Regions from separate parts of the Homo sapiens genome. Here regions 1, 2, 3, 4 and 6 are each linked to region 5. A link is a loop called in an ENCODE intact Hi-C map of the cell type or tissue named here. Cell type or tissue: B cell. All regions are shown on one strand. Region 1 overlaps SPTBN1 (spectrin beta, non-erythrocytic 1). Region 2 has its middle 61 kb from the start of ACYP2. Region 3 overlaps SPTBN1 (spectrin beta, non-erythrocytic 1). Region 4 overlaps CLHC1 (clathrin heavy chain linker domain containing 1). Region 5 holds the start of LOC105374615 (a long non-coding RNA gene). Region 6 holds the start of SPTBN1-AS1 (SPTBN1 antisense RNA 1).

What was found. Hi-C counts contacts between places; a loop is a spot of excess contacts. Peaks named below come from ENCODE experiments on the same cell type or tissue, not always from the same donor. Only the 100,000 strongest peaks of a DNase experiment are listed, where the experiment ranks them.
Region 1: a loop joins it to region 5, with 27 times the contacts of the local background. A loop is called at or near these places in 22 of 110 quality-filtered maps.
Region 2: a loop joins it to region 5, with 2.4 times the contacts of the local background. A loop is called at or near these places in 2 of 110 quality-filtered maps.
Region 3: a loop joins it to region 5, with 13 times the contacts of the local background. A loop is called at or near these places in 17 of 110 quality-filtered maps.
Region 4: a loop joins it to region 5, with 4 times the contacts of the local background. A loop is called at or near these places in 13 of 110 quality-filtered maps.
Region 6: it touches region 5 in a loop (4-fold over the local background); 4 of 110 quality-filtered maps call a loop at or near these places.

What each region holds. Positions count from the first base shown.
Region 1 is chr2:54,500,813-54,505,812 of GRCh38, reverse strand. The region is part of intron 1 of SPTBN1 (spectrin beta, non-erythrocytic 1); the gene reads right to left. It also overlaps the pseudogene C9orf85P1. Among named protein-coding and RNA genes, the nearest start is that of SPTBN1, 47 kb to the right of the region's middle. In B cell, CTCF peaks have their summits at 2,305 and 2,509; a DNase peak (open chromatin) is centred at 2,422.
Region 2 is chr2:54,052,489-54,057,488 of GRCh38, reverse strand. It overlaps a transcript of ACYP2 not described here. Among named protein-coding and RNA genes, the nearest start is that of ACYP2, 61 kb to the left of the region's middle. In B cell, no CTCF peak of the experiment used is centred here; no DNase peak of the experiment used is centred here; H3K4me3 peaks cover 1,145 bases; H3K27ac peaks cover 2,175 bases.
Region 3 is chr2:54,520,086-54,525,085 of GRCh38, reverse strand. The region is part of intron 1 of SPTBN1 (spectrin beta, non-erythrocytic 1); the gene reads right to left. It overlaps SPTBN1-AS1 (SPTBN1 antisense RNA 1), which reads left to right. Exons shown (of 4, transcript NR_185881.1): 4 at 4,621-5,000. It also overlaps the pseudogene C9orf85P1. Among named protein-coding and RNA genes, the nearest start is that of SPTBN1-AS1, 36 kb to the left of the region's middle. RefSeq lists an enhancer at 197-366. In B cell, CTCF peaks have their summits at 1,987 and 2,186 (motif pointing left); a DNase peak (open chromatin) is centred at 2,205.
Region 4 is chr2:55,173,370-55,178,369 of GRCh38, reverse strand. It overlaps CLHC1 (clathrin heavy chain linker domain containing 1), which reads left to right. Exons shown (of 13, transcript NM_152385.4): 12 at 589-768; 13 at 2,384-5,000. The coding sequence ends at 2,580. Among named protein-coding and RNA genes, the nearest start is that of CLHC1, 56 kb to the left of the region's middle. In B cell, a CTCF peak has its summit at 2,595 (motif pointing right); a DNase peak (open chromatin) is centred at 2,589; H3K4me3 peaks cover 344 bases.
Region 5 is chr2:54,104,607-54,109,606 of GRCh38, reverse strand. It overlaps LOC105374615 (a long non-coding RNA gene), which reads right to left and starts at 3,304. Exons shown (of 2, transcript XR_940093.1): 1 at 3,266-3,304; 2 at 616-1,894. It also overlaps a transcript of ACYP2 not described here. In B cell, CTCF peaks have their summits at 2,268 and 2,469; a DNase peak (open chromatin) is centred at 2,486; H3K27ac peaks cover 736 bases.
Region 6 is chr2:54,554,970-54,559,969 of GRCh38, reverse strand. All of the region lies in intron 2 of SPTBN1 (spectrin beta, non-erythrocytic 1), which reads right to left. SPTBN1-AS1 (SPTBN1 antisense RNA 1) reads left to right here and starts at 1,265. Exons shown (of 4, transcript NR_185881.1): 1 at 1,265-2,302. RefSeq lists a silencer at 1,728-1,867. In B cell, a CTCF peak has its summit at 1,981; DNase peaks (open chromatin) are centred at 1,059, 1,639 and 2,039; H3K4me3 peaks cover 2,898 bases; H3K27ac peaks cover 3,488 bases.

The DNA of each region.
Region 1 (5,000 bases), 400 kb before region 5:
GGAAGAGAGAAAAACTGACAGCAATTCAAGGAAAACGTGGCAAGCTCAATGTGAAGCAACAGCAGAAGATACAACTAAAGGAAGCTTCACTGTTAGACGCCAAGTTAAATCACCCCAGGTACTGACCAAGCCAAGAGTGTCCAGAAGGGGCAGCCAGGCTGTAAGACACCTAGGAGACCCAGCCCAGGAGCTAGGACCCCTGGGGAAAAGTCCAGGAGACACACCTGGCAGGTATGTGCAGGCAGCTTCAGGAGCCTTCCTGGGAGAGCTGGCACAGATTTCCCAGCAGGCAGGGAGCAACAACTTCACAGTGGCTAGGGGTTAGGAGGTACTTTCTAACAGCTAGAGCGCTCCAAAAATGCAGAGAGCAGAGAGGTATTCGATTTGTTGTTGTTATTGTTGTTGTTTTCACAGCACACACTGAAACAATGTTTAAATAATGACCTGTTAAATGACCATCTTGCCTGAAAGTATACTGTACTCTCCATATATTCAACAGGATAGCTACAGAAAGAACTGAGTACTGTGTGGGAAGCCGGGATGCATGCATTCCAAGATCTCATCCAACTAACAAGCATCAATAATTTGTTTAACCACCAAGTATTCACACCATTCTTGTGATCGAATACAATGTGGTAATACTATAATATGCAAAACTTGGTTCCCAAGGTGTGTAAGACACTCTCTCTTCAATGAGGCTCAGAAGATATTTCAAAATAATGGCTTTTCCAGCTCTATGTTTAACTGAATCACCATTACTTTAATTGTAACCATTCTTTGTTTGGGGTGTTGTCATATCAAGAAAATATTTGCACTCTATAAACAAAGTATTCTTCTACAAACATTTATACACGTTTTCATTGGATTTCACAACCCCACTGAAAATAATGAGCAAAAAGTTCTCAAAACAGCTTCTGCATTCTGATGAAAACATTCATTTTAAGTACGCCACTGGAAATATTTATCACTAAACCAATTACTTTATTTGGGAATTTTACGCTTTTTAAAATATTATAAGGTACTAAGTAAAACATTTGCTTATTAAAAAAAAAACCTTTTAATTAGAAAATACAGTCATCCCTCACTACCCATGGGCAATTGGTTCCAGGACCTCTTATGAATACCAAAATCCATGGACGCTCAGGTCCCTTATATAAAATGGTGTAGTATTTGTATAAAACCGACACACATCCTCTCAAATACTTTAAATCACCTAAAGATTACTTATAATTCCTAATACAACGCCTACACATCACCTTACTCACATGGATTCAATGCAGTTCTCAGTAAGCAGCAAATCGTGCTTCTGCTTTTTCGAACTTTGTGGATTTTTTTTCCCAAATATTTTCTATCCATGGTTGGTTGAATTCACAGATGCAGAAGCCATGGATACAGGGGGCCAGCTGTACTGCTTAGGCTGGTATGACTTCTCAGTCACCCAAGGAATATCCTTAAGTCTAGGATTTTATTCTCCGAAAAAGGAGGAAATATTCCTACTAGCTAAATAGATATGAAAATCCAAAAGGTTTTTATTTAAGAAAGTCATAGAACATCAGAATGTAAAACAGCTGTGCCTTGCAGGACCTTTGTTTACACAAACCTCTCTGCCTCTTCAGGTTGGAAGGAGGGGAGGTGGGGGCACCTCAGAAAGTAGTTTTCCTAACAAATTACTCCCTTACTTTTCTCCTAATCAGACATTTGCTTTAACGGAGATTTGAACAAGTCAGTCCCACCCAGTGCACTTAAAAATCAATGCACACATATTCAGCATTAGTCATATTGTAACAAATTCCTAATATAGTGTGGGGGATACTCAGAAGAGTAGTTGGTGATAAACCAAACCAAGCAATCAAAATACTACACCTGAAGGCTGCAGAATATGGTTTGTTATGGCTGTTTTAATGCAGTTCCTGGAAATATCCTTAACATCTTCCATATATAGATTATGACAGCACCAAAATATTCCCCCCAAAAGTGAACCCATACATTTAGAAGCATCAAGAAAATATGGGAAAGCCATTCATTGTAACCACACTCAGCTACTGAGGGATGAATAGTTATGTATTCAGCAGTTTCTCAGCCAGAAGTGGGTTGGTTTTGCTTTTTGGCAATGGGTATATGTTTTTAATATTGCTGTGTTACTCGAAAAGAGTTGGTATGTTCAAAGACTAGAAAGGAAAGGCCTGTTTGTGAAACCAGTGATGAGAGCATGGATCAAAATAATGACCTACAAGGATGGTCGCTTTCATGCTCATGGAGACTTCTCATTTCTAACCCTTGGACACTTTCAAATTCTGCTAAGGCCCTCAGATTTTCAAGAGTGTAGGTGCTGGGTGAGACAGCCAGTGTCAAAGAGATTTCTCTGAAGAGCATCTTGTTCCCACACTGGGCCTGCAGGAGAACAGACAGGTAGGGGGCACTGTTCCCTCAGCTTGCTCTGACTGCAAAGCCACTAACCAGATGAGCAATGAGACCCCCACACTACGCCTAGTCCTCCATGAACAGGAAGGCAGCAACTGGCTGACATAGTGTGCTGAAAGATGGGCCAAGTTCCCATGAGAATTGTGTTCATATCTCCATGCGGAGCATGCAAAAAAGCTGAGCATAATATATCAGCATGGAGACACCAGTGACCAGTGTCGTGGGGCAGGTGAGAATGGATGACCAAAAATAAGCTCAGCAGATTAACCTCCACACAACAAAAGGATTTTCTTTTTAAACACAGGGATCACCAAACTGAAGGCTAAGAATGTACCCAGTTGTAAAATCCAATGTGATTACTATGTCAGGGAAGCCCCCAAGCCACACAGGTAGTTCTCCTTTCCTCATGACCACAGAGGGAACATGGCAGTAGCCTCGAGTGCATTCTTCTCTGAGGTACCCTAGCTGATCTGTTAGCTCTCTGAGTCCGTGCAGAGCTCATTCCTGACACAATGAGGGCAAAGCCAACAAACACTGGCCCTCTTCAACCAGACTGCTCACCACTCACACAATCTCCAGGAACCTCCATCTAGAAGCTCCAGAAGGTTCCTGCTCAACAGGCTTTACAAAAGAGGAATAATGAAGCCCTTCACCTTGCTTTCACTGTCCATTCTAAAAGGAGAAACAACAACAAAAAAACCCCCAGGAAAGCCAGAGTTTGCCCTTGGTTTTGCACTTGGATTTTCCATGAACACATCTCTGTCTGACTTCAAGGGAAGTCCATTAACCTTTCCTGATGTACAAGAACCTTGCAGGAAAAGTAGGCAGGGAGCTGTCACCCATGCACACACAGCCCCACTTCAAAGTGTATTCTCTGAAGTGAATATTTATTTCTCTTCTCTAAATGGCAGAAGGTATCTTCCTCTGTTGCCGGAAATAGACAATTATGTCAGGAGCAGCCATCCCTGATGTAAACCAACCCTTCACAGAGGGCTGGGTTGGGGGGCGTGCAGGTAAAGTGCAACCACTCTGACAGCCTGCCATCCCCACAGCACTAAATTGATGCCAGCTGCCCACTACAGGCTACGTTCCTGAGGTCCTGTGACAGGCTCCTGAGAAGACTAACAAACCTTCCCATCAGCTTCCAGATGAGAGCAAGGGTGAGGCCTTTGGGGCTAGAAAGCAGAAACTCGCCAGCTCCCCGATCAGAACCACAGTCTCACTATTGGCAGGGGTAGGGTGTCATTTCAAAGGCCAGTGTGTTTGGGGAAAGGAATGAGTGAATTATTTGACTGACATCCTGAAAAGAAAAATACACATACTCTCTCTCTCAGAGTTTAGCATTTGGAGAGTGATGCTGTCAGGACAGGTCTGGAAATGAACCAAAGCTCCTTAATCTAGTCTTGCTTTAGCGCAAATATTCCAGAAGATGCTAATGATCACCTCCCAACACAAATTTTCAGGGAGCTGCAAATACTTACCAAAACGTGATCGAGCTTTTCTCACGAAGTCTCTATACACACTAGTTGCTCCATATTCTAGCTCCCACTTCTCACAACTCCCCAGTCCCCCACCTTTGCACTGTCCTCTCCCCAGAGAGGCTCCATCCCCAGGCAGGGGTGGTAACTCTCCGGTGCAGTGCCCAGTGCCAGCAAAGGGCATCCAGGTACCACCTCCCATCAACCTGACCCGCCATGTCAAGGAGCACTGAGCAGAAAGGTGAGCAAGTAACGAGACAAAGCCTCCAAAACACGAAGAGGTGGAACTGACCAATTCAGAATCCACCAAGTCCATCTCCTCTTTCTGGATGCCACAAACCTACACCTGGCTGTCCAGCCAGGTTAGCATTTAATTGCTTTAAATTACCCTTAATGGATATACACAGCATTAGAAATGATCAGTTATCCCTAACACTGTACCTAAATAATGTGTAGTGTTCCCTAAAAGGGAGAAGGAAGGTTTCTACAATATGCAGAAGTGACCAGCTATTCAAGAAGCTCCTTTGTAATATATAGCAACTGGTCTGGTATTTGTCAGTCTTAGTTAGCTAATTACAAACCTATTTCTTTCTAAAGGAATAAAAAAGAAAAAAAAAGAGCCAAAGAGCCAAAAAGCCCCAGAGGCAGTTTATCATGCCTCTGGTAGCTCATGTGGGATAAGGAAGGGCAATTTCTACTCGGGTAAAGGGGACAGGAAGATGAGGACTCTTTGCTTCCTCCTCACTGGGGACCCCAGAGTCCTGCTCTCTGCAGCTGCCTAGCCTGACTGTTGACAGGACAGTCCACGAGCCCCGAGAGAAGATCACGAGAGATCTGTAATCAGAGAATCTGACATCCCTTCCAGAAATCAGCCATTCCTTATTTGGGTCAGTCCCAGCAGAGGACTTTGGACAAGTCATCTAGCTGCTCAGGGCCTCAATTTCCTCGTCTATAAAGAGAGGACTGGAAAGGAACACTGTTCTTGGCTGCACATCACTGTCACCTGTGGAGATACTGTGATTTAATTATGCTGGCTCAGGTATGAGTGAGCATCAAGATCTTTAAAATGCGCAGCCAGCCAGGCACAGTGACTCACACCTA
Region 2 (5,000 bases), 52 kb after region 5:
TTTTTCCCTCAAAATGTCTCTAACAGATAAGTTCTGCCATCCTGAGGCTAATTTTATATACCAAAATGTTCTGATGAACTGTAAAAGGTAGATATTCATTAAAATCAGTATTTATTTTGAAGACTTACTTAAGCAAATTGTTGATTTTATGAAAGTAGTTGATGAGCAAGAAATGTTCTCCTTCCATGGTTCTTCACTCACAATTATGACTTGACCAAAACCAAACTCTGATAATTGTATGAATTTATAGCTGGAAACAAAATATGTGAGAACAGTAAGAAAAAGTTCATCACCAAGAAACCCCAAGGGCAGGTTGCATAGTTATGTCATGAAATCAGTCAATCTAGACAATCTAATTTATGGTTCAAGTCAAAATTCATATCCCTTCCCTATCAACCCAAATATTGAAAGGGAAAACACACTAGAAAGCTATTTTATCTGAATTATTGGGATAATAGCTATAATTTTCACATAGTTTTGCAAATGGAATTAATGTTTTGGTGTGAGCAAGATATTGATAAACTATTTGTCATATCAGTTAGATATATTAAACATATATAATGAATAAATGAAATAAAAAGCATTTGTCTTACACAAATAATTAAGTTCCTTTAAGTTCTTTTTAAAAGTATTTTTTTCTGATTTTAGATTTACAGAAAATTCATTATATTCTTAATATAGGAATCAACAGGTAATATAGTAGAAAGCTATTAAAGTACAGGTGACAAATGGCAAATAAAATACAGATGACATACACAACATGCAATATAGTTACTATTTTCTGAATAAAAAATCTGGACCAAGATAAGCCCTTCCATGGGAAAAATAAATAATTTGAAAACAGAACTATCTTAGAAAATCCAGAATGTGTCATGATTGAAAATATACATCATTATAAATGCAAAGAAAGATATCATTCATTTAAAGAATACAAAGAGGTTCCATTTGATACTTATTTTACCATCTAGAATTCAACTGCACATTCTGAGCAAAAATATCTTTAAAAAAGAAATGGAAATAAAAGCAGTACAGGGTATTATGCTTCTGTTAAACTCAGTGAGCATGTGCCCTTGCCAATGGATATGATCAAACCTAAATCAGTCAAGGGATGTTGACAACCTGTGGAAAGAACATATGATTTTATTTGAATTGTATCCTGGACGATGGGCAAATATGTCAGAAACTGCCCATGTCACCAGGCCGTGAATGGTGATATCTTCTTTGCTGCCTATCAGTTCAGTAGATAAGCAGATAAACTTAGGGTGTCCTGCTTGGGTGACACCCTGATTAGTTCCACCAGTGCCTGGTTCCACTCATGAATCCTCCTCAAGCTGGTGGAAGACAACCAGCTCTTTTTCTCTACTCCCTGGAGAACCTTTTCTATATGGACATCTTTTTTGAAATTAACTACATTAATCCAGAAAAAGCAGCATTTTGAAATCATAGGAGCCTGGTGCAAATAATTTATTTAACTTCTCTGAGCTTAGGTTTCCATGGAGTGAAAGAAATCTATTTACAGTATGCCTATGGGGGTACTATATCTGACAGTACTACTATATTACAGTATGTCTATGGAGGTACTATATCTGACAGTACTACACATTATTAGACTCTGTGTTTATCACAACACATGTTACAGAATACACAATTTCAATATGTGTCAAATATTTCTCTAACTTCAGAATTCAATTCATAACTGAACACTTAGATGCATTGTTCTCTCTGCCAAATTGGACCTCTGGGTGCATGTAATTTGTTGAACAGCAGATAGGCTTAATATGTCTTTGGCTATTATGTAGTATATGGAGGGTGTCATAGGACAGGTTTTAGAGTTAGATTTAGGATGAAATTCAATCTCCACCATCACGTCCTAAATATATGCTATTAAGAAATTCGATTAACTTCTCTGAGCCTCTATTTTCTATTTGTAAAATAGGAAAATAATACTTTTTCTATCTACCTCACAAGGATTTTTGTAGGAATGAAATTGGACAATATATGTCAAAATGCTTTGTGAATAATAGAATGCTATATAAATACAAATTGTTTACATTATTATCACAATTATTACTGTGAGTAATGGAATTACTATAAATAATAATTTTATTATTCCTGACACATGATTTAGGAAAAAAGGAAGAAATTATCTCATTTAAGAAAAACCAGGCTGGGTGCCTGTAATCCCAGCACTTTGGGTGGCCAAGGCAGGTGGATCTCTGAGGTCAGGAGTTCTAGACCAGCTTGGCCAACATGGTGAAACCCCATCTCTACTAAAAATACAAAAATTAGCTAGGTGTGGTGGTGCACACCTGTAGTCCCAGCTACTTGGGAGGCTGAGGCAGGAGAATTGCTTGAACCCGGGAGGTGGAGGGTGCAGTGAGCTAAGATCACACCACTGCACTCTAGCCCGGTTGACAGAGCGAGACTCTGTCTAAAAAAAGAAAAAAAGAAAAAGAAAAACCAGTTGTTGCATAGCCAGCTCTTTTTTATATGAGGAAAAGTTAGTAAGTAAATATTTACGTAAAGCCAGAGAATTAAAATACAACTTCTAGTCTGCACACTACTACTGAAACTTCTTGGAGAAATCTCCCTAATTTATTTAGCCTGGCTTTCTTATCTCTAAAGTAATATCTACCTCATTAGATTTCTATGAGGACAAACATGGGAAAACAATGGGAGATATGTCAAATCCTTTAGAAGGAAGTCTCTTGTATTCAGATGAGTTATATGTTCCTTCTTTAGATATATGATTGTGGGCAATCATCTCACCTTGGTAATGCATCTTATTTTATGAACAAGACTGCAGATATCATTATCAGAGATGTATAGTTGTGGTAGAGTTAACCCAGGAAATCTTTAAGGAGCACTGGAGAACCTCAGCTTCACTCTTTAATTATAGCATGGTTAACACACAGTACTGTTATGTTAAGAAGACTTCAAACCACAGCTAAGTAAAATCGAGAGACAAAAATGACCCATTGTTTGCAGAAGAGGAGAACAGAACATTCAAGAAAATCAAAACAAGATCAATCTGTCAGCAGAATATCACAAGGACTTCGAACTTCCTTTTCAGACCCAGGAAATTTTCTTTAAAAGAGAAACTTAGAAATGCATCGTTGGCAAGAAAGAGAAAGAAGCAAAAGAAGAACCTTTTTTACATTATTAGCACATTATACCTAATCTAGAAACTATCTGTCTCTTATGCTATTTTTAAGTGCCACCTCAATGAAAAGAAGGTGAATTTTACATCTCACTGTAACTAATAATGTTCCCAGAATAAGTTATCTTATTCCATTGTAGGCAGAAGTCTAGCAAACGTCTTAAACCCTTACCAGCTCTGGGTTATGATAGGCACTCAGAAGCTGTTCTTTCATTGTACAGGAAAATCCCTATCTCGAAACTGTACTTGAATATAAGCCAGGATCTGGGCCTAGGGCCTGAGTTACTGGTTAGGGTTTTTATACCAATTCCATCCTCTACCCAGAGAGTCTGTGCCAGTATCAACATCAAGTTTCTTGACAGGAAATTGCTTTCTTCCCTTTCTTGAAATGAGATTTAATGAAAGACCAGAACACCTGTTGCCCTCTCCCAGTGAGAGTAAACTTTAATTAGTTAGGGTCTAATCAAGAGCAAAAACCACATAGTAATTTAAACAGGGATGTTTAATATAAAGAATTACTGAGTAAAGAAAGATAGGAGAGTGACTCTAAAGATAGAATGAAAGCTCTAAACACTGCTGTAGGACTGAGGGAAAGTTCCAAAAAAGGACAAACTTGGAGGAAGGGATCAGAGCTCATTGAAGAAGGTGTGGTCACAATCTACTTGGTGGCAGAGGAGTTCCTAAGTTGCACAGCCCAGAGATGGCTAAGAGTTGCCAGGAAAGAAGTAACCCTTTGGGGCAGGCAAGTCAGAGCCGGTGGGCAAGCTGGGTGTACACAGGGGGACTGGTACAGAGAGAGTCACAGAGCCACTGTAGGTGTGAGGCCTGGAACACACAGTGTCTGTGTCAGGATATCTAGGACCCAGGAAAGCTGAACTTGATGGGTGGGTGTGCAGAGTGAGTTGGGCTGCCACTGAGGGTGCTGGTGGGACTGAGAGCTGGGGAGGCCTTCCACAGCAACCGAGTGCACCTCTGCATATGACTTGGGCTAGAGTAGTCTGAGCTAGTGGATGAAGGCTGGGCATTCAGTTCACTAGACAGCCAGCCCTATGGGGCCCCCAGCATGCCTATGCAGAGCAGCAATATAGGACAGGGTGAAAGCCATGCTGTCCGGGTCTCCTAACCGCACTCTGCCAGTCAAGAAAAGAGCTGAAGAAGGCACACAGCAAAAGCAATGCCCTGTAGGCACTTATACTGAGCCAACAGTGAAGTTAAAAACATGCTCTTCAGGGGTCCAGCCAACAAGCCATCAGGACCAGGGAGGAAAACACCTTTTTTCTTCAATGCCTCTCTCCAGCACCCTCTACTGATGAAACATTGTGCCAGCTAGTAAAAGTAAAAACTAATTACAGGGCCCAGATATGTTTTAATAGATGAGTCAGTGAAGGGAGCTGAGAGGCAATAAATTGATAACTGGCACATTCTCCCTCTGGGGAAAGCACTCCATACAATCAGACCTCCCCAGTTAGTTGCTTTCTTTCCTGTTCACTAGAGTGTATCTTGTCCTCATGGGCCACCTACTTCCATCAACTTCCCAATGACTGATTTTTCTAACAGAGCCCTTCCAGCCATTTTCAATTGGAAACCTCAGAAATCTATTGCCTTTCTTGAAGGTGGCACAGATGTAAGTGAAGTCCTCTGGTGGCAGATAGAGTATTGCACAGCTCTTTTTTTTTGTTTAAGGACAATACTCATTTTTAAAATTGTATTTACTTAAAAGCATTCAGACTGTCAACAGAACAGCTGCGACTTTTTTTTGCAATTACAGTGTAATATTACGTTAACAGAGCAATTGTTTCTTATAAGCTGCAACAGAGACAACTGAAGATGAAAAATTACA
Region 3 (5,000 bases), 420 kb before region 5:
TACTCTGTGCTGGACCAGATGCTAGGGATAAAAATGAACGCAATAAGGACCTGGCTCTAGGGAAGCTTATATCCTAGTGGTAGGAGCTGGACAAAAAGCACACAAGAAAAGGCAAGATAGTTTAAATAAAAAAAAATGACAGCAGAGTCATGTGACTATTTTTAGATCTGGTGATCAGGGAAGGCCTCTCGAGTGGGTCCTGAAACTGAGAACTCAATGTCAAGAGGAATGAGTCACGCACAGATCAAGAATAATAGTGTTTCAGGCAAAGGAAGCAGCATAGCATGCAGGAGGAACGGCAAGTTCAATGTGGCTGAGTCTAGTGGGCAGCGGGAGAGACTCGGAGACAAGGTTAGGGAGGGAGGTGGGCGAGCCCAAGTGTGGCGGGAAGCAACTGCAGGATTTTAAGCTAATAACCGACACCACCCTTGAGTGTATTTGTAAAATATTCTTCCCAGGGCTGTGTGGAAAACAGATTCTAGGCGGCAATAATGGAAGCAGGGGCCACTTGGGAGGCTACTCCAGAAATGATGGCGGTGCAGCTCTGGGTGGAGAAGCGGGGATGGTTAAGAGGTGGATGTGCTTAGAGGTGGATGTGCTTTGGAGGGAGAACTGACAGGGCCTGGTGAAGGACTGACTAGACCCGAGACATTGAGAAACTGAGCTAGTGCTATGCCTGATGCCTATGGGTGTGGTTAAATGTGGTTAAATTCCCGCATATTTTAAATTTCACTGGGGGGAAACAGGCTCAGTCAGGCATATGAAGCTATCTAAGTAAGTTGTTAATCTGCAAATGTAGGAAGAAAGGAGTGAAAAGACAACACCCCTTTTAAAGTGGTATGAAGCTATCCCAAGAAAAAAAATAAATTATCAACATTTTTTTTTTTGAGATGGAGTTTCGCTCTGTCACCCAGGCTGGAGTGCAGTGGCACCATCTCGGCTCACTGCAGCCTCCGCCTCCTGGGTTCAAGCAATTCTTCTGCCTCAGCCTCCCGAGTAGCTGGGACTACAGGCGCGAGCCACCATGCCCAGCTAATTTCTGTATTTTTGGTAGAGACGGGGTTTCACTATATTGGCCAGGCTGGTCTCGAACTCCTAGACCTTGTGATCTGCCCACCTTGGCCTCCCAAAGTGCTGGGATTACAGGCGTGAGCCACCATGCCCGGCTGTTATCAACATCTTAAAACTCAAAAATTTATTGTCAGGTTTTTGTAGCTGGATGCTCACTTAGTGAAAGCCTTGTTCAGTGTGCACCAAGATGTGCACCTAGGCCAGAGTCAGCAGGCCTCCTCACCACAGCCTGCGTGCTAACCAAACCAGACACCACTCAGCAACACAGAAGGATCATTCAAGAGATGATTCTTCCCCCTCACATATGCCACCACACAAAAAATAAACAAACCCATATATGTAGAAAAGAAACATTTATCGTGCTTGAAATGCAGCTTTTTAAAAGTTCCAGCACATAACCACACATGCCACATGCAACCAAGTTTCCATAGTAAATAAGCTGAAACAAATTAACTGCACCTTAAATAAACAGTAGGCTCTTGGGTGGTACCAGCACACAACTGCCTGCTCTTTTGTCATGGCTGTTTTCTCACATGCTATCCAAGAACACAGCCAACACACCCCACATGTTCCTGAGGAAGAAGCACTGAATCCACTTTACCACTGAGCCACAACATCTGTGACTCAAACTGTCACCCATCTCTGCTCTAATAGAAAAATCCTGAATGGAAGTAAAATCCTGGATTCTCATCAGAGAGACATACTCAATCTCAATTAAGTACATTCACGGGTGTATTAATTTTCACACCTACGTTAGCAATTTATTTATGGGATTTCATAAAAACACAAAAACTTCAGAAATCTAATCGAGTAAGTATATTCCATTGAATGATCTTACAGTGGCATTTAACATTCAAAGTCATAAACCCTTCCAAAAAATGAAAATTAATAATGTCATGCAATCATCTGATCTTGAATATAGTTAACTTTCATGACTATTATCAATATCAGAGACTTTTATAAAATTCAAACTTGGAGGATTCTATCTCTAGGGAGAAAATGTGAAAGTGCTATTAATCCCAAATTCTGAAAGTACAGAAAGTAAAATTTAATCCAACCCAACCCAAGGTAAAACCCAAGCAAGGCATGCCTCTCCCCAGATAAGTTTTAGCTATTTGGTGCCACCTGCTGACCAATGAGAAGAAACCCCCAGGGCTGCTATACCTGCGCTGCAACATCCACCGCACCTGACTCCTGCAGAAGCCCAGCCTGGCCCCTGCCCTGCCCCCACCTGCGAATCTCTCTTTCTATCACTGAACCAACAACTGCTTTCCACAGATTTCTTTCTTTCTTTCTTTCTTTCCTTTCTTTCTTTCTCTCTCTCTCTCTCTCTCTCCTCTCTCTCTCTCTCTCTCTTTCTCTCTCTCTTTCTTTCTTTCTTTTTGAGACAGAGTCTCGCTCTGTCACCCAGGCTGGAGTGCAGTGGCATGATCTCAGCTCACTACAACCTCCACCTCCCAGGTTCAAGCAATTCTCCTGCCTCACCCTCCTGAGTAGCTGGAATTACAGGTGTGCACTATCATGCCTGACTAATTTTTGTATTTTTAGTAGAAATGGGGTTTCACCATGTTGGCCAGGCTAGTCTCAAACTCCTGAACTCGGGTAATCTGCTTGCTTTGGCCTCACAAAGTCCTGGGATTACAGGTGCGAGCCTACCTTGCCCAGCCCACAGATTACTTAGTAAGTAAGTGATAATTCTTGTCTTAAGCTTAAAAGAAGTCACTCAGAGAACTAAAGCACCTTTTTTCCTAATGTTCTTTCTTAATGGTATTCCTTAAAAACACTACTATTGTTCCTTAAAACGGAAAGGTTAGGCCAAGAGTGGTGGCTCACGCCTGTAATCCCAGCACTTTGGGAGGCCAAGGGAGGCAGATCACTTGAGCCCAGGCGTTAAAGACCAGACTGGACAACACAGTGACACCCCCATCTCCACAAAAATAAAAAAAAAAAATAGCCAGCTGTGGTGGCATGCGCCTGTGGTTCCAGCTACTTGGGAGGCTGAGGTAGGAGGACCACTCGAGCCAGGGAGGTGGAGGTTGCAGTGAACCATAACTGTGCCACTGCACTCCACCCTGGGTGACACAGCCAGACTCTGTCTCAAAAGAAAAAAACAAAAAACAGAAAGGTGAATGGGAAGTCAAAGTATCCAAATTATCCACTAGTCTGTGTACAAAATAAATAAATAAATATATGCCAAGCACAGTGGCTCACACCTGTAATCTCAACAATTTGGGAGGCCACGGTGGCCAGATCACTTGAGCCCAGGAGTTTGAGACCAACCTGGGCAAGATGGTGAGACACCCTCCCAACCCTTCTTCACTATCTCTATAAAAATTAGCCGGGCACGGTGGCACGTGCCCGTAGTCCCAGCTACTTGGGAGGCTGAGGTGGGAGGATCACTTGAGCCCAAGAGGTCAAGGCCGCAGTGAGCCATGATCGTGTCACTGCACTCCAGCCCAAACAACAGAGTGAGCCTCGTCTCAAAAAAAAAGCAATGCTCTGAGTTCTTTTTATTCAACTGTTTCACTCAAGTGTCCAGAATTTGATGGTAGAGACATCTTTTTTCTTCAATATTCTCCATCTGTTCAAAGACAATGTCCTTTGTCCAAAGAAAGCTGAGTATTTACAGTGATAGAACCCACTATTTTATTTTCAAGGCAATTTCACGGCAAAACATCCCTCGCTCCCACCATAGCCATCATGGAAAGGTCCCTTCTAGGCACTCAACAGCAGCAAGGGAGTGACGTGAGGGTGAAGAAGTCAGAGTGAGGGCAACAGTATGGAAGAGTGTGCCCATGGCATGGAGACTCCAAACTCCAGCATGCTACAAACATCATCATCCTCTAACCCACTTCCACATGGGACTAGGGCCAGCTGTGAGGACAGTTTATATCACACATACAGGTGTCCCAGGAGGTTATCTAAAAAGGGCTGGGTTTTCTCAAGGTGCTATTGGCCATGCCTCCCGTGGGCTGTGAAGTCATCTGTACTTCTTAAATAGCTGTGGGAAGTTTAGGAAGAGAAGGGAGGAAGGCTTGGCCATCTTGGAACTCTGCCTGGTGGTTCCACCATTAGGAAACCCAGAAAGGACTATGTAAGGCTGACACAAGGAAAGGGAATCTCCCCTTGAAGAGAAAGGCCCTCATCCCTCTAATAGCAGAGCAAGGGCCTGGATTCCACTGGACTTGCTCACCACAGTAGGAGCTCGTTAAATAACTTTTGAATGAATAAAAACAGTAATACCCTGCGTGTGACAAGGGTAATGCCCATGTTCTTTGTGACTAGGTTTCAAAAAGATAGGAAAGTGCCTATCTACTTTCCCTGCTCTTCTCTATTGTGGGGTGGGGGGTGGGGTGGCATGGGGTAGGGTGTGGGTGTGTGTATGTATAAAAAGGAATATGTAGAAAAGCCAAGATCCTCCCCCTCAAATTACTCTTCTCTAATCCTACATCCTATGAACTGGAATTTTCCATAAGATGCACAGAAATTCCAGATGCTTTATTATTTTCTGCTTCAATAAGCAGACACTAAATTCATTTCTTCAAACAGGTGGATCAAGGCAGAAATGGATGTGGAAATTATCATCCTGTACCTTTGAGGTAAAGAGGCTTCTACAGCTCTGGCATGAGCTACCACAGGTCATAACCATTAGGAAAGAAACTGGAATGTTACCATGCCAGGCTTTGTAAGTATTCTGTTAGTTCTCCTCTATATTGATTAAAGTTCGTAAAGTCAATACCTGGAACAGCCCAGAGGGAAAATACTTTACCTGTTCTCTTACTTCCCAAGATACCACATTTATTATCTAAGTCGCACAGGTTATCAGATAAACTTGCAGGTTTTTGTTTTATGAAGAAACAATAATCCCCAGGCTACTTTCCAGCATCCTCTACTGTTACTCTACAAAATCTTCCTTGGTGACATCATCC
Region 4 (5,000 bases), 1.1 Mb before region 5:
TATGGTTCCACCTCTGGCTACTTGAAATAGCTACTGGCTTCTTAAAGTTTTCATTTTTGAATTTCTAAATGCTTGATAGTTTTAGGAAAAAAATTACTGAGTTGCTTTTTCTGTGCAAGGCACAGAAAGAAAGACATTATACTCACCAGAATTTGGTCCAAATATGAGCAACAAGATATAGACAAACAAACTGTAGTATTAGATGGAGACCTCTAATACTACACTTTTCAGATGTGAAAACTGAGTTCCAAAAGAGTAAGTGACTGATGGAGCTATGATTAGAATTCAGGTTTCCTAGTAGCCAATCTGTATTTTTATTATACCACATTTTTTTCATTATAATTATTTGATTATGTTTTGGATACTCTTATGGGTAGTTTTCCTTTGTTTTTTGCTATGCTGAGCATGATTTTTTTTGACGGGGGCTAGGGGATAGTACCGTTGAGTTTAGGTTGGAGTGGGTCATTGAGGGCTTTGAAAGGATTAGAAAAACTGTTGATTGGCAGGTATAGACATTAGCTAGTCCTAGTTTCTAGTTGATTTATGATATTAGGACATTGAGATAAACTTTTTCATTTTTGCCTTCAGATGACCTGTTGCAGCTATTAATGTCATGTCCCCAAGTTGAATTAATTCAGTGTCTCACTAAAGAGTTGAATGAGAAACAACCATCTTTATCTTTTGGTCTTGCTATACTTCATCTGTTCTCTGCAGACATGAAAAAAGTTGGCATTAAGCTACTTCAAGAAATCAATAAAGGTGGGATAGGTAAGTAGAATAAAATGTTGTGGGAGAAATAGTAGTGGGTTATCTAGGGAGAGGTTCAAGATGGTTATGCATGAGTTAACTCAAATTTCCCTAAGAGTTCCTTCTTAGCAAGAGTTAACTTTAGGAGTTTATAAATGTAAAGATTGCCATGTAAATAATAATCTATTGGTAATAGGATATATTTCTTGAGAGAATTAGAATGAAGGGAGTATCTTTATGAAGCTTGAGGGGAATATTACAATAATTATGATCACTAACACTAAAAACTTTGTATATATTGACATATGTGTATATTTAGCTTTTATATGTATTTTAAATGTTATGTAGATATAAACTATATGTTTTAATTCCTAAACCAAATGTATGTGTATTTACATATGTTATTCACTCTGAACCTAACTCTGCTGTGAATTAGAGAATAACTAATTAGGCTGGGTGCAGTGGCTCACCCCTGTAATCCCAGCACTTTGGGGGGCTGAGGCGGGTGGATCGCTTGAGCTCAGGAGTTCAAGACCAGCCAGGGCAACATGGCAAAACCGTGTCTCTATGAAAAAGATACCAAAATTAGCCACATGTGGCATGCACCTGTAGTCCCAGCTACTTGAGAGGATGAGGTGGAAGGATCGCCTGAGCCCAGGGAGCTCAAGGCTACAGTGAGCCGTGACTGTGCCACTGCACTCCAGCCTGGGTGAGACACTGCCTCAAAAAAAATGAGAGAGAGAATAATTAAAACTCACTTTTATTTTCTTTTCATTAATTTAATATAGGAAGTTGAACAGACAACTTCATTTTAAATTACTTGAAAACATATTTTGGAAGATAACTTTATATTTTGAAATTATCATTACAGATATCAACTAAAATATTTTCATATAAAAATAATAATTATGGTAGAAATAAAATTATAGTGATGACAGTATTCTAAAAAGTGATCCTCTTTTATGAAGTACCATAAGTAATGCAGGTAATAGATAAGAAATGAGTTCCATAAATTGATAGATCACTAAGATATTTTTAAAAGTAAATAATATTAAATTTCTTTAACAAACAAAATGATTTTATTTCCTTAAGAAAAATATTTGTTATAGAAGCCCCATCATTAAGAGTTCTCCAGCTAGAGACAGGATAAAGAGTTTGTCAAAGAGTTTCTTCAGTCCTTGGGTTAGCTCCACTAAGGCATTTATATAAGTGTTTGAAATCATGAAAACTTGACCTATAGGTTTACAGTTATTTCATAGTTTCTAGTGGTGCCTTATAGACTCTGTGAATAAGGATGAGCCCACATTCATCACTTTCTGAGCTCCTGCCTTATAGCCTTCAACATCTGCTGCCTTAACAAGAAGGAGATGAGTGGAGATGTGAAATGTGAGAAGTGGTAGAGGGTTGAATTGAGACATGAAGAGGTTAATGATAAGGGAGGAGGAGAAGGAACTAACACGAGTACTTACCATGAGCTTGACTGAGCACTGCATGTTATATCATTAATCTTAGGGGAATCAGGTAGAGTTTAACAGTAACTGAGTTGAAATTATGTCCTTTTCTATTTTTGAAGAATCACTAAAGTATAGATTATCAAATAAGTGCCATACTATAATATTGTATTTTTTCCCCACAGATGCAGTAGAAAGTCTTATGATAAATGATTCCTTTTGCTCCATAGAAAAGTGGCAAGAAGTGGCAAATATATGTTCACAGAATGGCTTTGACAAATTATCTAATGACATCACGTCTATTCTTCGATCTCAGGCTGCAGTTACAGAAATTTCTGAAGAGGATGACGCAGTCAACCTAATGGAACATGTGTTTTGGTAGTTCTATATCTTAACCAGCTGAGGGAGCTTGTACAACACCTTATGTATGCTGGTTGGGAAAAACTGATTTTAACGTAACTAACTTATAAATAAATCTAGAGTAAGAAGATCTCAGAAATAAATCACACTTTTGTTATGATGACATTTAGATTTGTCTTTGAAATATTTATACTATTGCTTCCTTTTCCCCATATGGTCATTTCTTATATTGAATCTTGATAAAATCCAAGATTATAACTTTGTGTGAAACAGTGTAGGGCATTTTTATCTAAGGACATAAGCTAATGTCCAGATATATTACTTTCTGGTGATGTAATATGATAGCAAGAACTGAGGAAGGTGTGGGTAGTATCCTGTGTGTTAGACTGTCTTCCCAAACATGAAATGCTACAAGCCTGACTTGACCAGAAAAGCAGGAAATCATTTCAAGGTTGGACTTGCTGGCAAAAACCTAGAGTATAGTAATTTTGTACTGCTGATTTAAAGATGCGCCCCATGCTTTGATATATATAAATATGGCAAAGCTTAGGCTTCTAGTATAAAAGCTGGGACTCTTGGCATGTTATTACTTAGAGAGAAGACCAGTCGAATTTTGCATAGAAGTAGACCTGTGATACCTATAGGTATGGAAAATATGTCATAAGAAGTGGTTTTGGATTATTTCAAGTGTCTGAATAAGTATTTGATTGAAAACTCTGAAAGTTCTGTGCCATGGACAGGTGTAATATTAAAAATATTTAATGATTAGTATGGCATGGGCACAAATCAAGCAGAACAGATACCTAATTAATCAGAACAGCCTTTAGCCCTTATGCCACACCAGAGCTTACTAGCTAAATGTCATCCTTGACCATGGAACATGGTTAAAATGAGCTGCTGGCTGGGCAAGGTAGCTCATGTCTGTAATCCCAGCACTTTGGGAGGTCGAGGCAGGAGGATCGCTTGAGCCCAGGAGTTTGAGACCAGCTAGGTAACACAGTGAGATCCCGTCTCTGTTATTAAAAAAAGAAAAAAAAATTTCAAGTAAAAAATGAAAATGATCTGCTATTAGAATAAGAGCAAAGAGCATAACTTTTCCCATCCTAAATTTAAATTGAATATGTATTTTTATGTTATAGTGGAAAGAAGATGAACGGGGAGTCAGACAGCTTCATATTAAAATTCTGGTCCTACCTCTTACTCACTTATAAAATATGGGCAGTCTTCCTTAGGCTTGTTGTGAGGATTAGTGATAATGTATGTGTAGTGTAAGTGTATAACATGATAGAGGAACTTAGGAAAAGATAGCTGTAATTCCTTTGTAATCGGCCCCAGAAACACACATTTCTCTACTTAGTTTGTACTTACTAAATCCCATATGTCTACTCATTTGTATTTATATGTTTATCCTTCTTTAAAGTATTTGATATATTGGTACAACTTATTGCTGAGATTAAGTTATCTGTCCACACTTGTATTAGGGTTGCCTGGCTTATCTTATAAATTCAGAAGCATTCAAGCTGAGTTTTTAATTTTTCCATTTGGTGCTAAATAGAATACTGGATAATTATAATTCAGCTTTCTAAAACGTAGCATTTTTAAAGTAATACATGTGCATAGTTTAAAAAGCAATTTATTACTAAAAGCCTTATCAAAATAATATTTTGATTTTTGGCCTTCATACAGGCTGTTGAAAAGAGCAGATAAAGGATGGAAAAAAGGAATGGAAAGGGAGAGGTATTTCGGCAGCACTGGTTCTTTGTGTGCCAACGGCTTAAAACCTTTTTTTTTTTTTTTTTCCTTTGAGACCTATATGATTGATAGAAAGCTATTATGTGTCCATTGACAGAGCTTAGAAAAAAAAATGTCTTCATGAAAGCCAGGAGGATAAAGTAGGTATATAAATCTAGAGAAAGCTTAAACAGCGGTTGTTGTTGTTATTCTAATTTTGCCTTGTTTTTCCTTTTCTCATTATTACTCCTTCTCAGTTAGCATTGCCTTTGGCAGCTTTCCCAAGGAAAGTAAAAGTTGTCAAGTGAATATAAATTAAAATGCCTGGTGATGGAAAATGGAGTTGGGAGGAAGAGCAAGATTACAAAGTTAAATGAGGAAGGAGAAAGAATTGAGTTGTGAGCTACAGAGGGCTTTGAAGCTATAAGAGCCTCCATGTAAGCTACACTGAAGGAGGTATAATCTGGGCCTCAGCACAGAAACCTGCATTCTAGACCAGCCCCACCACTGTCTAGCTATGTGTCCTTTTCCTCATGCTTAAGATAAATTTATTTTGACTAGATACCTCCTCTTGTCATTTCCAACTCTAAAATTCAGTAATTCTGAAAAGGTACAAATTATTTCCCAATGCTTCTTGACCTTCAGCCTAAATTTCAAATACTACAATTCAACATCAGCATCAACAACATCTACCGAATACCTGTTTTGCAC
Region 5 (5,000 bases):
CAGTATACAGGCATATAATTTTTTTTATTTTTAAATTTATGTTTTATCTCAATAGGTTTGGGGGAACATGTGATGTTTGGTTACATGAATAAGTTCTTTAGTGGTGATTTCTGAGATTTTGGTGCACCCATCCCTCAAGCAGTGTACGCTGTACCCAATATGCAGTTTTTTTATCCCTCACCCCCTCCCACCCTTTCCCCCGAGTATCCAAAGTCCACTGTGTCATTTTTATGCCTTTGCATCCTCATAGCTTAGCTTCCACTTATCAGTGAGAACATACGATATTTAGTTTTCTATTCCTGGGTTACTTCACTTAGAACGATAGTTTCCAGTTCCATCCAGGTTGCTGTGAATGCCATTATTTCATTTCTTTTTATGGCTGAGTAGTATTCCATGGTATATGTGCATATATATGTATACCACATTTTCTTTATCTACTCATTGATTGATGGGCGTTTGGGCTGGTTCCATATTTTTGCAATTGTGAATTGTGGGCATATAATTTAAATTTCGAGGCAACCCTGAAGTCATGCTCAGGCATAGATAGGACCAAACAGTTAACTTTCAAAGCACTAAAGCATATCTGAACTGGCATAAAGAAGAACAAGTAGATAATCAAATATACTAAAACCTTTATTAATGAAAAGAATGTATTACAGAAATAGTTCATTTCCAGAGGAAGAAATAATATAAAATGCAAAAGAATATATCTAGAAGTAAGGAAAAGTAAAGGAAAATATCATTATAATTAGCATTGAGTCCTTTAGAAAACAGGAAGTAGGCATCTGAAGGTATTGAGTGAGAAAAAGGTAAAGTTAATATTACATCAGGAGGCAACTAATCACAGATGCCACTGCTTGGACACACCAAGGAGGCAAAAAATGGCAAAGTCAGATTTTGAACAGAGTGTGCCCAGACTATGAGCTATCACAACAAGACAGGGAAGGCGAAAAAGGGCCAGCCACCAACTCGGGGGAAAAAGGGCCAGCCACCAGCTCAGACAAAAAGTAGGCAACACAGACCCCTCCCTTCCTAATATCCCCCAGGCGTGGACTTCAGCTGGTATCAGGTTTGCTTTTCCTATGGAAGCAAGGAGCCTATCCGGGGAAGAGATTCGTCCTGATTTCTTCTTAGTTCACACACACTTAAACTCCCGAAAGGGCTTGACTCAGATTTACCCGCAGGTCTGGGCTAGTGTGACAACAAGGGCCTTCGTGTCTTTAAAATAACTCATCTACTTCATGATGTCCTTGGTGAAACAGTGGATTGGTACACACATCCATTGCAATCTCTTTCTAGCTGGACTTTCTGTTTCTGTAGGGCTGGGAAGTTTAAAGCTACAAACCCTGGACATTCTTGCAATTAAGATTCCTCATGTGATAGAGTTTCCACCAGCAGAATTAAAATTGTAGATGTGGAGGGAGGGTATGAGTGAGGCAGGGGCCATCTGCTGCTGGTTCTGTGATAAGCACAGTCGCGGAGGAGTTTAGTTATTCTGTGCCATTGTTAACTGACTGTTCACTGGCTTGTGGGGCACCAAGAGGCAGGGCACAGGACATCTGTTTTACTAATTAATATCATAGCAAGCTTGGCGGGTCCCGGAGTGGCAGCTTTTTGGATGTGGCAGTTTCCAGAGCATGGCAGCTTCTGATGATGGCAGGGGATGCATTGTTTTGAATCCAGCAGCTATAGCAACAACTTCCCAATTCAGCAAATGGTTTCCTATTGCAGGATCAGTAGATCCCTTGATGGCCCAGTTCTGCAGTAAAAGTCCATCCTAAAACTTCAGCCTCAAAGTGGATCTCTATCTGATCTCAACATTTGAATTTCCAGGGGAGTTTATGCCCAAAGGTTTTGATTCATTATGTCAGCAATGGATTCCCGAATTGATATTCTAAAAAAGCAACCCAGATGCTTGTGATACGAAGCTCAGATTGAGAGTGAGTGACCAAGAGCCTCTTTCATTAGCCCTGCCAACAACTTCATAAGCCATTTAATGCCCAGTGTTAAACAATTTCTGTTTAAACTGTCTGGAATGGATTATTTTTTCAGTAACTAAACCTTGACCAGTGCAATGTCTGGGGCAAAATCTTCACAACAGGAATAGAACAAAGGTTAGGCAGAATGAAAGTTCAAATATGCCATCCCTTTCTGTCAATAGAGGAGCATTAAAATTTTCAACACTTACAAAGAGAAGAAATAAAGATTGTAACAAAAAAAAACAAGCTAAGAATAGTAACAAAACCAAGCTTAGAGCTGTTGAAAAATAAATTGCTGTTGAAAGATTATAGAATAAATAAAGGCTTAGGTAGCCTGTATTATGCAAATTAGTCACATCATGCTTATTTATTTTTACTATCTACTTGGTTTGCAGCTATATTATTTTATTTTGGAAAAAAATGATAGAATAACATTAAAAAGAACATGTCTAGCGCTCTAGTTAACCATAATTTCTGGTCTGTTGCTGCCACCTACCATCTACCCAAGGCAAGGCAGTTCCCGTGGGTAGGGTTACTCTTTCAGTCTTCAGGAAGCTAGTGCCACCTAAATGTCTTTCATTTCGGTGACACACTTCTAAAATACTTTTAGGTGCATGCTAAACCCCTAAATGACAGGCTGTTTAATTACTGTTAGTACCCTTCACTCAACAGATGACTTAAGTATTAAAGTATCTTGACCATGAATTACAATTAGATATGGATGTTATAAGAAAAGCAAAATTTGGCCGGGCATGGTGGCTCACGCTTGTAATCCCAACACTTTGGGAGGCCGAGGGGGGGCGGATCACGAGGTCAGGACTTCAAGACCAGCCTGGCCAACACAGTGAAACCCCGTCTCTACTAAAACATACAAAAATTAGCCGGGCTTGGTGGCAGGCACCTATAATCCCAGCTACTCAGGAGGCAGATGCAGGAGAATCGCTTGAACCCAGGAGGCAGAGGTTGCAGTGAGCCGAGATCATGCCATTGTAGCCTCCAGCCTGGGCAACAAGAGCAAGACTCCATCTCAAAAATTTGTCTGGTAAATGTTAGTTGAACTCTTATTATATGAGACATTATGTTGACAGCATATGCATCTACTATATCCTTTAAAATTAGCTTTTCATAAAGACTGTGTGTCTCAGAGATCTCTTGTTAAGTAAATAAGATGGTTTTTACGTGGACATAGGAAGCTTTTTGCAGTATAAAAATATTTCACCTAGAATTATTTACTTTTCATCCTTACTCATAAAATCTGATATTTGTCTGGGAACGGTGGTTCACACCTGTAATCTCTGTGCTTTGGGAGACCAAGGCGGGAGGATCACTTGAGGCCAGCCTGGGCAACCCATCTCTACAAATAAAATAATAATAATAATTTTAAAAATTAAAAAAATTAAATCTTACCTTTAAAAGGTTGATAATAGTGATGAATGCAGTACAGTGTCAATAATTCAGCACTGAAAAACATTTTGCTGATTGACTATATGTGATTTCCTTTTGAGTCCATGAATAGTACATTAACTTACATTTGCAGTGGCATTTTATGATTATTATGACACTTTTATATACCAACTTCCATTTTATATTTACAGGTACAGAACTAAGTAGGACAGGTACTATACTTTAAAGACAAAGAAATAGTCTTAGAACATTTAAAGGATTGAACCCCATCTAGAATCCGGCCTTTTGCGGAAAAATTCAGTGTTCTTTCCACTCTGCCACACTGCCTTCAACAGTCTTTCATTCACTCATTCAACAGATGTTTACTGAATACCCAGTATGTGCCATGTGTAGGTGCTGGGGAGAAGGTGATGTTTTATTTATTAATAGGGTCCAGGCGCAATGGCTCATGCCTGTAATCTCAGCAATTTGGGGGCCTGAGGCAGGAGGATCGCTTGAGCCCAGGAGTTAGAGACCAGCCCGGGCAACATGGCAAAACCCTTCTCCACAAAAAATACAAAAATTAGCCAGACATGGTGGTTTGGCTGTAGTTCCAGCTACTCGGGAGGCTGCACCTGTAGTCCCAGCTACTTGGGAGGCTGAGGTGGGAGAATCACTTGAGCTAGGGAGGTAAGCCATGATCATGCCACTGTACTCTAGCCTGGGCAATAAAACGAGACCCTGCCTCAAAAATAAATAAATAAATAAATTTAAAAAATTTAGAGATGGGGGTAGATTAGGGCTTAGAGAGGTTGTCTGGGAAGGTCTCTGGGGAAGTGATCGCTGAAGAATGGATAAGAAGAAACCAAGAAGAAAGGTGGGAGAACTTAATCCACGCAGAGGGAATAGCATGTAGAAAGCTCGAGTTTCCCAAGTAGGAGAAACTGAAAGAAGCCCAGTGTGGCTGCTGCATTATAAAATATGAGATGGTGGCATTAAATACAGCTTTCAGTCAAGGCAAGGAGAAAGGTCATGCCAGGCTGTGGAAGCCACGGTGGAGTCTGGTTCCTGTTCCAAGTACAGTGGGAAGCCGGGGAAGAGTGCTCAGGCTCTATGTTGCATGCTGCAAATCAGAAGTTTTCCTGGGGGGAAATTTCCTGAATTGTTTTCAACAAAATAGTATTCAAAAAACATCTGAATATTTCCCCAAAAATATCTTCCAGAGACCACTAGATAGTTTGCTAACAATTGTGTAGGCTTCGAAGGGAATACCTGAATTATACCCCATGCCTCAGCTTGTAACACAGTGTTACACTGTGGACACAGTTATCCTCTAAGACCTGACTAGACCCCACTTTTTGTGCAATCCCCTATCAGCCTTTTTTGTCTAGTTGCACATTATGTTCACTTGGGGAACTTGGGGAGTGTTCTTCCCATCTCCAGAAATTTTAATGTAATTAATATGGTGCTGGGCCAGCCATCAGCAGTTGTTAAAAAGCTTCTCAGGTAGTTCTACTGTTTAGCCAGGGTTGAGGATTGCTGATCTGAGGGATTGTGATAAATGACTTTTATGTAATACTTTCTCATTGTCAAAGTGATTTTTGTCAAGTGTAGAATACTCAGACTAACATAAGACTA
Region 6 (5,000 bases), 450 kb before region 5:
TGTCATTACTGTCAACTATTTCACAAGACAAATAAACCAATGAATGAAAGACATCCTCCCCCCTCTTCCCAATGAAAAACATTCTAGGGCTGAGCGGCTTCCTTCCTTCCTCCTCCTCACAGGAACCACATTTGCAGCACTGAGGAGGTTAAAATAAGAAACACACAGTCCTCGAATACTACTTTTTTACAGTGCTAGAGCCATTCCCAGCCTACTACTGACTCCAGGGGCTTCCAAACGGAAGGAGTTCTGTTTTCAGTTAGGAACCTTTTTTCATGTATAAGCTCTGAGACACTGCTGGCCAGGGCCTGCTGGCTGGGCAGGGACAGCTGAGGGGTGCAGGGGCCGCAGGGAAAACAGCACACTGGTGCACACACAGGCTTCTGCTCTCCCTAAAAATATGTTCAGTAAAATATTGGACTCATTCAATTGTCTGAGCCTTAAAAAGACTCCAAGAAACCTGTAATTGATCCAACTAATCCAACCCATAGGGTTGAAATGACAATAACCGGCTTTCATTAGAAATTATATAGCCCACTAAATAGATGGGAAGGCTCTTCCCAACACATCAGAAAAATTAAAATTAAGCTTCTGAATAAAAAACTGTAATTTACCAAAGGCTTAGGAACAAAAAGACCCCTCCCTCCTCCCCTTTGCTATTGTTCTACAGGACTGGGTCTGAGCACGGCACTTTACACCTTTAAAGCTTCCCAGAGGTAAGAGGCTGGGGGCTGGGAGCCAGAGGCGACCCGGAATCAAATACCTGCATACTAATAAGTCTATGAGCACTGATCTACTAGGAGGTAAAGTTAGCTAAAAGTAAAGAAAATGTGTGTGCAGCAGTTATCTGACAACCTAGAAAGCCAAAAAGGTGCTGGAGAGACAGGGACTCCAAATGGTAGCTCTTCTGGAGTGGAGTATGAGCAACTGCCTTCCCTAAGTCGTGAATGGGGTGCCCGCAGCCAACCACAGGGTCTGGGGCCGAGCTGTGAAGCCGCCCGTCTTCATTAGGGTCACAAATAAAGCCTCCAAGAACCCCCGTTGGCACCCAGGACAGGCCCGGCCTTTGGGAGGGGGCTTACCTTGCAGCTGCTTGAATCTGCCTTCCAGCTGGTTGTAGTTGTAAGGCACCTGCCCCGTGTACGCCGGCGACAGCGGCCCGGAGATACTAGACGTCCTCTGCAATTCCATTATGCCCGGCGTAACGCCCCGGAGGACTGCGCCCTGGAAATCTCGCTCCAGCCCCCTCCCACTCCCATCCAACACGCAGCAGCCTCCGCAGCGCTCGGCTCCTTAGGCGAGCCCCATTCCGGTCTGCAAGTCCAGCAGGGTGATCTGATGGGAAGTTGGCTGCAAGAGAGTCCACCTTAGCTCCGCGAGGAGTTACCACACAGGCATCTAATTTCTTGCTTTCCCTTCTTCCGTGGCCCTTGCCTGGAAGCTCGAAATAAATTACTGAGGAGGAGGGAGAAGCAGAGAGGAGGCGCAGGTTCTACTTCAGAACTTTTAAATATGGCCAATCCTAAGCATGCCACGGTTGCCGAGCCCGGGAGCTCGCGGGCGCAGCGCGCACACCTCCTCCCAGCTGCCCGCGGCGGCCGCCGGTTTGTAATTTTATCAGGAGCCACTCGCCGTGTGCTGGGCGGTGATGTCACCTGATTAGCATAACAGCATTGTATTAGAAATGCAGGCTATACCACGAGGAGGGGCGCGGGGGAGCCTAGCCGGCCCGCGACCCCCTACCGGTCCCGCACGGTCCGCGGTCGCCCCAGCCGCCCGGCAGCCGCCGACCCCCGGCCGGGCCCTGGACTCGCCGCGGTAGTGCCTTCCCAAACAGAGCTGCTGGAATTACAATCTTTTGTTGAGCCTCATGTAACGGAAAAGTCTCCGATTACTATCACTTGAAAAGGCTAGCGCGCCCACGGGACGGCCTGGAGAGTGAAGAGCCCCAAGGGTCCCGGGCCCGCGCGGCTCATTCACTCTCTAGCGTCTGCTGAGGTAACGCGGCCCGCACCTGGGCGCGCGCGACTGCCCCAGTGCGCTGGCGCCAACCACGCGGCGGCGGCCCGGCGAGCCACCGGGAAGAAGTCAGACAAAGTCACTCTCAGGGCGCTGTGCAGCGCCACAGCCAGGGGAGGTGTAAGTTCGGGCTCAGTGAAGAATCTCGGCTGACTTACGCTGCCATCAGGGGATATGAAGGCGGTGGTTTCCTGGAATAACACGGGCCTATGATAGGAATTCGACGCAAGGAAGATTTATGGGAGCACCGATTTGCAAGGCATTGTGGGAAAAAGGTACACAGGTAAACACCGCCGAGATCCCTGACCTGGAGTTGTTTATGATCCGGAGGGGAGATGAGGGAACCGAAACTACCCTCAAATTCCTACTCTGATTTGTAAAACAAGGCCTCTAAACTTGTGGTTCTCCAAAATTTTAAATCTCTCCTTCCCAGCTTCTTCTCCCACCAATCTCAACCAAAAATGAAATCTTCCACATAGAAAAGAGAATGATCAAAATGTATTCTTGGGAAATTGACTCTAGATCTCCCCCCTCTCTCTCCACCCTCCTGTCCCCCCTTTTTCCTCACTACCTAAACAGGCAGACAACAAATTACACTTTTGGCATTTCCAGTTTGGAGCCCTACAGCAATACTCACTGAAGAAGGTAATTTCATTCCTCAGGGATCCCAATATGTAGTAAAGACGTGGTCCCCCACCCCAGGTTCACCTCAGTCCCCAGGGCACTTGTAATTGAAGTAACTGCATCCTGTCCAGGCTTAGAATTAAACCCAGAGCCTAGCTAACTGCTCAACGCTGAACAACCCCCAACTCCTTCCAGCCACATAACTAGGTTTTTAATACTTCCACATGTCAACCTTTGGCTTTTGAAAGCCAGGCCCAACCTGAAGAAGACAACATTTCTTATCATCTAAGATGTAGAACATTTTTTAAAGCCCCTAAGTGCTGCCAATTCACAATGCTGATGGGAGGCTAGGCAGAGCATTACAAAACACTTGGTCTTGGAAAAAGCACTTGACTAGGATTCCCAAGACCTGAGTTGCTAGTCCTGGCCAAGCCTCTTAATTACCCTATGACCTTAGAAGAAACCCTGGATTCTTTCTAAACCTCAGCTGTCAGACTGAGTAATAATTAATGCCCACCTCCACAGGGTCACTGAGGAGATGATGTGGAAATGTTCTAAAAATTATCATACTTTCAAAATTAAGAGTATATTCTTCAAAATGCACCCCTCCTTTCATCACCCCCCGCCCACACACACAAACACACACACACACACCACATCAAGACTACAAGAGAAGTTGAATTGGGAACCGTCTCAATGAAGATCTTTTTAACAAGCCCTTTTTCACAACTAAGTATACTGGTGAAATGATAAGTCTCTAAGTGTCCAGCTATGGCACTGAAAATGAGATTACAAAGTGCTTTGCCAACTTATAACGTTTTAATCATTGGGCCACTTAATGAAGAAAGGGAGTCACCACTCAGTATCTCCCTTTCAGCTCCCTCTAGTATGGGTTAGTACATGAAATAATTTTTAATTAACCAGGTTGCACATAATATGATGGCAGTAGAGCTGGGACGAACGTAGCCACACTCAATCCTGTGAAGCCAACACTGAATGAACCAGGCAGAGTGAACACATGCAAGTATTAGAAAGGTTTGGACACTGGGGAAGGGTTTAATAACCCCACGGGGATAAGAAGTAAGAAATGGGAATCCATTTGGTGTGATGGGACCAGGGAAGAATAAGACAGATCCCTGATGGCCCATCTGACCACCTCCAGTTCAGAAGTGGGGAGGAGGTAAAGGAAGGCCAGAGGTATTCATTCTTTATTTCTTCAGTGTTTACTGTTCTGTATTTACAGTATTTAATGTGTGCAAGGCACACTGCCAGGTGTTTTAGAAGATTCAGAAGTGACCAGGAGTGTTGCTAGCCAAAGGAAATGGGACAAATGTGCAAACAGTAAAGTACCAAAAGAATATAGTAAGGGCCAGGGGAGGACAGCTCTAAGAATTCAGAGGACAAGGAGGACACATCTGCCTTTTGGAGAAAGGTAGGTGGGAAGAACTCTAGGAGGGACTGGCATTTTGATCAAACCTTGAAACACAGGTAGACATCAACAGGCTGGAACAAGGGAGAAGCCTCCTCTCAAGCAGCACAGTAAAAGCATGGATGCCCAGGAAACAGCACCAGCAAGTGCTGCAGTTTGGCTGGAGGATAAGGAACCGTCAGGCTGGGAGGAAAGCCCCGAAAAGCAAGTTAGAACTAAGCCTGGTCTGGAGCCACTGGAGACTTTTGAGCCAGGGGAGTAGAGGGTGTGGGCTGGACTCTAGAGATGATTAATCTGGAAGTGGTATGTAAGAATGGGCAGAAAGGAGAGGAAATGAAGGCAGCAAGGTCAACTGGGTGGTTAGTGCAACAGTCCAGGTCAAAGGAGCAATCAAATGAAAAAGAATGGGCTGACGTAAAAATTAATCCAAAGGACTTTGGTAACTAACTGTATGTGGGAGGATCAAAGGAAAGGGACAAAGAAGACTCTCAGGGTTTTACATCTGGCTAGAGGGGTGCAGGGGACAAGTGCACATTTCCTTCTAGACAGGTGGAATCTGAGTTACCTGCAATACCACTGGGTGACATGTCTGGAGCAGTCAGGGATGTGGAACTAGAGCTCAAAACTGAAGATACAGTCCTGAGTGCAGAGGTGGGAGTTGAGATAGTTGTGGGGTTAAATCTAGGAAAGGAAGTAAGAGGCAAGGGGCTAAGCATGGAGCCCTGGGGAAGGCCTGGGTTTGGGAGAAAGAAGAAAAACCAGTGGAGATGCCAGGGAGTTGCAGAATGAAAATCTAAGGAGAGAGACTCAAAGAGGAAAGAGGGTAGATGGTCTTAAGTGTTGCAAAACAAACAAACTAAAAAATAAAACTTAGAGAAAAGGCATGTGGTGTGCCAATTAGCAGGTCAACTGGGTTAATAAAAGCAAA